Regions from separate parts of the Homo sapiens genome. Here all the other regions are linked to region 2. A link is a loop called in an ENCODE intact Hi-C map of the cell type or tissue named here. Cell type or tissue: dorsolateral prefrontal cortex. All regions are shown on one strand.

Region 1 (2,500 bases), 260 kb before region 2:
ATGCAACCCCGATGCAGGCACCAGCCCTCCAGAGCAGCCTCCATGGAGGAATGCGGTTCCCCACTCTGCCCACATACCTCTCCTGCAGCAGCGCTGAACACCGTCTCCGGACGTCTGGAGCTATCACCATGGGCAACACTTTCGTGGTCTTTATTTTTAGCTTCTCCTTTAGAAACTCACTTTTTGGGGTGGTTTTGTGTCCAGAAGTTGGTGGGTTCTTAGTCTCGTCTTCAAGAATGAAGCCGCAGACCCTCGCGGTACATGTTACGGTTACCTAAAAACGGTGTGTCTGGAGTTTGTTCCTTCTGGTGCGTTCGTGGTCTACACTGATTTCAGGAGTGAAACTGCAAACCTCCGCGGTGAGTGTCACAGCTCCTAAAAATGCAGCACGTCCAGAGTTCTTTGCCCCTCCCAGTGGATTTACAGTCTCGCTGGCTTCGGGAGTGAAGCTGTAGACCTTTACCGTGAGCGTTGCAGCTCACAAACGCAGCACAGACACAAACACTGAGCAGCAGTAAGATTTACTACGAAAACCAAACAAGGAAAGCTCCCAGAGGACAAAAGCAGACCCTAACAGGTTGCCACCGCTGGCTCCCGCAGCCTGCTTTTATTCCCTTATCTGACCCCACCCACATCCTGCTGACTGGTCCATTTTACGGAGAACTGATTGGTCCATTTTACAGAGAGCTGATTGGTCCATTTTACAGAGAGCTGATTGGTCCATTTGGACAGGGTGCTCATTGGTGCATTTACAAACCTTTAGCTGGCTACAGAGTGCTGATTGGTGTGTTTACAATCCTTTAGGTAGACAGAAAAGTTCTCCAAGTCACCACCGGAGCCAGAAGCCCAGCCGGCCTCACCTCTCAGTAGCACTCCCTTTAGAACTTTGCAGCATCTACCCTGGGCACTCCGGCAGCCCAGAGGGAGCTCATCCCCAGATCAAGCCCAGCAGGCGTCGGCGGGCCAGCCAAGCCTGCACCCACCCGGAACCCGCGCCGCCCGCGAGCGCTGCGCTCAGCCCCCGCTCCCGCCCGCGCCTCTCCGCCAGCAGAGGGAGCTGGCTCCAGCCTCGGCCAGCCCCAGAGAGGGGCCCCACAGCGCAGCGGCAGGCCGAAGGGCTCCTCAAGCACGGCCAGAGCCGACACGGAGGCCCAGGAAGCGCCGAGAGCCAGCGAGGGCTGCTGGCACGTTGTCACCTTTCAGTTTCACAATATCCCAAGATGCATTAGTAGTTTCTGTAGCCTGAGTGTTAGTGGCCCCCAAAATTGATAGGTTGGAACCTAATACCCAATGTGATGGTGTTAACAGGTGGGACCTTTGGGAGGTGAGTAGATCACGAGGGCTGTGCTCTCACGAATGGCATGAGTGGCCCGGGTAGAAGAGGCTCCAGGGAGCTCCCTCGCTCTGTCCACCCTGAGCCTTGTCAAGAGGCGCCGTCTTGGAAGCAGAGGGCTGCCTCATGGGACGCCACATCCGCCAGCACCCTGGTCTTGGACTTGCAGCCTCCAGGACTGTGAGCAATAAATGTCTGTTGTTGACAAGTGGCTCAGGCTTAGGCGTGTTGTCACAGCAGCCCGAATGGACTCCAGCAGCAGAGCAGCCAGGGCTGCACGTGGTGCGTGAACACACCCGCCGCCCTCCTCCTCCTGGGGCATATGACGGCTGCGCAGCTCTGTGTATCCAGTTTCTGGGCTGTTCCATGCCCCTATTCCCCTGATTGCTATGTTCTCCAGCTGAAAGAGCACACTGATTTTGCCTTCAGCCCACTCTCATTTTCCCCCAGATTTCACTAAGTGATTTTGCTAAGTGATGGCTGTGCTTCCCCTGTGCGCTTCTCTCTGGCTGGTTTCTACTCCGGATCCACTAGTGGGGCCAGAAAGAGCAGTAGGAAGGAACCTGAGGTTCCTGTCCACCATCAGGCATGTGCACACCTACACCCACACACCCCTGCACTGTGCACACCCACACACACTTGCACACCCACCTGTGCACACGTACATCCATACACACATGCTCACCCCTACATGGACACCCACACACGTGCACGTGCCCATACACATGCACACCCATGCACACACCTGTCTGTGCACACCCCACACCCATGCATGCCGGCACACACCCATGCACATCCACACACAGGCACATACCCACACACACGTGCACACCTCACACCCATGCATACCTGCACACGCTTGCACACTCACCTGTGCACACACATCATACCTGCATGCACACCCCCACACGCACACCCACACACCTGTGCACACACCCATACACATGCATGCCCACACCCACATGTGCACACACCGTACATACCTGCACACACCCACGTATGCACATGGTCAACACTCACCCACTCAGGCACTCTTACATGCACACACGCACACAGACATGGCCACTTTCATGGACACACACCCACACACGCCCACATATACACGCATGCCCACCTAAACCACTCACTTGACCAAATAGCTTTTCAGGAGAGCGCCTGGTCCTGAAG
Region 2 (2,500 bases):
GTCTGCTTTGCTGGGACTGTCCAGTGTTGGCAGGGAAAGTCCTGCATCCGGCACGCAGGGGCGGTGGCTGCACCAGCTTAGAACCAGTCTCTGATTTTAGGGGTGAGAAAAGTAGAGGTGGGTGCTCTGCCTGAATGCTCACCAGCTCAGGGGGTGCGGCTGAGCAGTGGACATCAGTCAGACATCTCTGTGAAGTGTTAGCGGGAAAAGTATCATGGAACCATTAGCAGCCGCTTGAGGTTAGGCCCAAACCAGTGGGGCCCACCGCATCCAAACACTTGGGGCCACCTGCCGTCATCAGGGGTGGCCCACCTTTCTTCTGAGCGGGGATTCTCTTCCTGCCTGGAGGGAGCAGTTTGGCTACAAAGCTGCCTTTTAGAGCGAGACCCCGTCTCCCCTCCCTGCGTTCCCAGGACTTTGTGAAGAAGAGAAAGTGAGTGGCCCTTCCTTTCTCCTGGATCCCGGCTGTGGGGCTGCCCGCCGCCCTCCTCCTCCCACGCTAGGCTGCCCGCCGCCCTCCTCCTCCCACCCTAGGCTACCTGACCCATGGAGACCGGCCTGAGACAGACGCATCCCCGAACACCAGGTGCCCCGTCTTCTAGGCCATTCCAGGGACGGATGAATCAACATGGGCTTCTTATCCTAATGTTTTAATTTGGAACTCTGCTATTGATCTGATGTTTACAAAGGAACCCATGCGTGACATTAAACTGTCAAAAGAGAAGCATGCACCCTGCGAGAATTCCTGCCTGAGATACTGTCTTTTTGTGACTGTAAGTGCAGAGAGAGCCCACGCAAACCGCAGGACACCAGAGCCGCCGCCCTGCCCCTCCAAGCTGCTGGCACTCGGGCTCACCCTCTCTGGAGGAGCCATCATTCTGGCCTCAGATTCTCCTTCCAAAACATTGCAAATAGAATGTCAGGCAAAGAAAGAAAGAGCCAGGCACACATGGAGAGATGGCAGCGCGAGTGTAAGTGGTGAGAAACCCAGCGAATGAAAACATCTACATAAGAACGCAGACACAGCGCCCTCAGAGGCCGGCTGCAGAAAGGACTGGAGACACTGCAAATGAAAACGTCTACACGAGAATGCAGACACAGCGCCCTCAGATGGCTGCAGAAAGCGCTGGAGACATTGTCCATGAGAAGAAAAAGACAAGGTCAAGAACTTCAGTGGAGAAATAAAAATTACACGAAAAGGAAAGATTTGTATTTTTTTTTTCTGATTGTATTTTTCCTATTCTCCCTCCACTTTCTTTCTAGAACTCCAACTTTTCTCATTGCATTCTCTGTTTTCTCATTGCAGTCTCTATCTCTGTGCCTATTTGTAAATGCAATACAAAAATGATTGCCTGGAAAAAATACAAGCAACGTTTCAGAACTCAATAAGTGGGTTTAAAAATAGTTTAGATGTCATTGAAAAATAATGAATAACTGGAAAGTAGGTCAGAAGAAAATTCTCAGAATGAAGGATAGGAACATAAGGAGGAAAACAGAGAAGAGCAAGTGTGAGGGACTGAACTGCGTCCTCCCAGAATGCACATGTGGAAGCCTGGCTTAGTTCTGGCTGCCATAACAAAATGCCATAGACTGGGGGACTTAGAAACAACAATGCATTTCTCAGAGCTTTGAAGGCTGGGGAGTCTCAGATCAAGGTACCGGCAGATTCCGTGTGTGGTGAGGACGAGGACCGGCTTCCCTAGTTGTGTCACTGCGTCCTCACATGGCGGACGGGGGAGGGGTGCTCTGGGGCCTCTTTTATGAGCAGCCGGGCATCTTGGCCACTCTCCTGTGGAGGGTTAGGTGTGGACAAAAAGTATTTGGCAAAAAGAGTTTGAAACCAGCAATGAGACCCTCCCCAGCTCTGCCCTTTCTACCTCCCACATGAGATGCTTTTCTTTTAGTAAAAGGGAGGGGCCTGGGCCAGCCTGGCCTGCTGCTGCTCCCACACCTCCAGGACTCCTCCACAGGCAGGGTGGGGCCGCCATCAGCTCTGCCCAGCAAACTGTGGGCACAAGGGCTGGGGGTCAGGCTGGGCTGAGGCAGCTCCTATGCCTGCTCTGTGACCCAGAGACCGTAGCCCTGGGGGCTGTGGGAGGGCCACCCAGCCCGGGTTCAGCAGCGACACTCTGTGACCCAGAGACCATAGCCCTGGGGGCTGTGGGAGGGCCACCCAGCCCGGGTTCAGCAGCGACATGAGTGACACACAGACCCTTTGCTTTGAGCCAGTGGGAGGTGGGTGTTACTGCAGCGCAGTCCCGGCCTTGGTGATGCCACCAGCATGTGCGGCACTCACCTGCACTGCAGGACCACCCCCTCTGTAGGACCACCTGCCTCCTCGCCCCACACACGAGCCCTTGGGGGCACCTCTTGGCCCTTGTGCCTGTGTGGAGCTTGATGCCTATTTGAATAAATTATTAGAAAAATTATTAGGTGAGGCCGGGCACAGTGGCTCACGCCTGTAATCCCAGCACCTTGGGGGCCTGAGATGGGCAGATCA
Region 3 (2,500 bases), 160 kb before region 2:
TCTTTTATTTCCAGATGCAAGAAGTGCATATTAATTCCCCTTTTAAACAAAAAAAGAACTACTCCTCATCGACTTAGAAAAAATTGTGCAGGCTACACAGAGGTGACTATTTAGCCCAAGGTCTTGACTCTGGAGACCTGGGTCAGGCTGAGAAGGGGGATCTTTGACTATGTATTAAACAGAGCATGGTGCTATGACAAACTCAGCGGTATTAAATATGTAAAGTAAAACTAAGAGCCAAACAAATAATTATTTGCATGTGGGCCAGCTTCATATGTCCTTAAGCTACAATACCCATAATAATGAATGGTAGGTTTAAAAAATCCTTTCCAGCTGGGTGTGGTAGTTCACGCCTGTGATCCCCGCACTTTAGGAGGCCAAGGCGGGAGGACTGCTTGAGCCCAGGAGTTTGAGACCAGCCTAGGCAACAAAGTGAGACCCATCTCTACAAAAATTAGCTAGGCATGGCGTGTGCCTGTGGTCCAATTACGTGGGAGGCTGAGGCAGGGAGATCACTTGGGCCCAGGAGGTCGAGGCTGCAGTGAGCCCATCGCTACACTCCAGCCTGGGCAACAGAGCAAGACAAAATGCTGTCTCAGAAAAACAAAAAACAAAAACCCAAATCTTATCCAAGTGGTTCAGACTCATAAGAGAGACATAAAGTCATTGAGGTAAAGCAACCAGAGGCTCCTCGAAGGAGCCCTGAGAAACGGAAAGATGGGAAAGCAAGACAGGTGATATGCCACATTGTACAAGGCTTATCTGGGCATCCTGGTGTAAGCTCGTGTCTGCATCAACCACTGTGAAGAGCGCTGTGTAACTCTGTATCCATACGAACCTCGATTTCCACTTGGTTGTGAAACTGACACAGCGTGAGCCACAGGATTTCCAGCCTTAAAAACAGATTGCACAATGTTGAGCAGATTTACAACTCGGGTTAACAAGTAAATTACTCCCAATTCTGGGGTGAAACCTCCAGACGCGCCCTCCAGAGGGCGCTACTGGGCAGTCAACGCTCCCACGGAGGGGGTGCCGTGCCCACCCAGCCCGAGCCCCAGTGTGACGTACAGCCGTGGGTGGAAATGCTGCTTTTCCGATTCAACACCTGCTTATGTCCTTGGTTCGTCTAGCAAGACACCATCTCCTGCTTGTTCTCCAGCTCAGGAGACCTCGTACAGCCCACACCTGTCCCTCCACACCTGTCCCTCCTCGCTGTCCCCAGGCAGCACAGGCCCTGAGTCATGCCACCCCTCCAGCCTGGATCCAGAGTTCCCAACCTCAGAACCAGGATCACCATGCCTTTGCCGCAGGAGTTGACATGGGAGACATTTGGAGCTGCTCCCAGGGCCACACTCACGCCTCCGACAGCCCAGTGCCCCAACCCTCTTTCTGCCCTGTCATGCCAGCCCCAGCCCTAGGCCCCCGGGACCCCAGAACCCCTATACCCCCCAGAGCCCCCTCCCAGCTCTGCTCCCAGCTGGGAGCCTCCACACGCCAGCCTGGGAAGCGCTGACCTCAACACCTTCACCTGAAAGCACCAGCGGACCCACATCCTCCCAAACGCCTGGAATGGAGCTGCTCTCTCTTGGACTTTCCCGCTCCCTCTGCCCTCCCGACGTCAGCTCAGACGTCAGCACCCAGGAGGCCCTGACCAGCCTGTGGCCCCGGGCTTCTCCTCTGGGGCTCGTTCCCGTTTCCGTGGGGTTGTTCATTGTTGCATAACTGACCTTCGGTGTCTCTGCTGGGGGGACAGGGACACTGACTCACAGCAGGGGCTGGCCTCCCACCCAGCACTACTCAGTCTCTGTGCCTGTGCAGACGGGGTCCCCCCAGACACCCCTAAATCTCCACTTTCCTTACCAGGGGCCACCAGGTGGACGATCGTAATTACTGAGCTGGCAAACTCGAGAGCCGAATGCAAGACTCACAGTTCCCTTCCTGCTGGTACTGAAGACGTGCAACTTAAGACCCCAGAATCCAGGAGTGTCAGGCCTGGGCCACATCTGTACGTTTAGTTTTCACAATGGGCTGAACCTAACGGCTGTCCCACACCTGCTTTCACAACTGCAAAAGTAACTAGCGTGCACAGCAGACCCCAAGCAGCCCCTACGTGTTCATGGAACAACAGGACAAAGAGGACGACACGGCGTTCAACTTACGCTCCAGGTCCTTGCCACGTCCATGTGATGGTGTCCTGGGGAGGAAGAGGCAGGGTCAGTCAGCATGGGGCCTGCACCCAGGGCCTGCACCAAGCACCTGCGTGTGCCGGCCTCTCCCTGCACCTCCCACCCCACAGAGGCGCTGCAGCCAGGGGGAAGGGAGGAGGGTGCTAGAGCTCCAGCTTCCCAGAGTCCCTGAGGATCCAGGACTCGGACCAGCCCCCCAGCCTGAGGTCCCCAGAGCCTCTAAGGACCCAGAGAACCACCACCTTACAGGTCCCCAGAGTTCCCCCAAGATCCCCAGAGTCCCTGAGGACTCAGAGCCCCCTCTTATAGGTTCC

The links. Hi-C counts contacts between places; a loop is a spot of excess contacts. Peaks named below come from ENCODE experiments on the same cell type or tissue, not always from the same donor. Only the 100,000 strongest peaks of a DNase experiment are listed, where the experiment ranks them.
Region 1: a loop joins it to region 2, with 2.6 times the contacts of the local background. A loop is called at or near these places in 57 of 110 quality-filtered maps.
Region 3: it touches region 2 in a loop (2.9-fold over the local background); 44 of 110 quality-filtered maps call a loop at or near these places.

What each region holds. Positions count from the first base shown.
Region 1 is chr5:1,379,485-1,381,984 of GRCh38, forward strand. It overlaps LINC01511 (long intergenic non-protein coding RNA 1511), which reads right to left and starts at 589. Exons shown (of 2, transcript NR_125810.1): 1 at 78-589. In dorsolateral prefrontal cortex, a CTCF peak has its summit at 1,046 (motif pointing right); a DNase peak (open chromatin) is centred at 1,100; H3K4me3 peaks cover 1,338 bases; H3K27me3 peaks cover 933 bases.
Region 2 is chr5:1,640,685-1,643,184 of GRCh38, forward strand. No RefSeq gene overlaps it. Among named protein-coding and RNA genes, the nearest start is that of MIR4277, 67 kb to the right of the region's middle. RefSeq lists enhancers at 1,526-2,078, 2,079-2,500. In dorsolateral prefrontal cortex, CTCF peaks have their summits at 1,079 (motif pointing left) and 1,287; a DNase peak (open chromatin) is centred at 1,067; H3K27me3 peaks cover 734 bases.
Region 3 is chr5:1,478,783-1,481,282 of GRCh38, forward strand. It overlaps LPCAT1 (lysophosphatidylcholine acyltransferase 1), which reads right to left. Exons shown (of 14, transcript NM_024830.5): 7 at 2,160-2,194; 8 at 839-893. Among named protein-coding and RNA genes, the nearest start is that of MIR6075, 31 kb to the right of the region's middle. In dorsolateral prefrontal cortex, a CTCF peak has its summit at 956 (motif pointing right); no DNase peak of the experiment used is centred here; H3K27ac peaks cover 1,255 bases.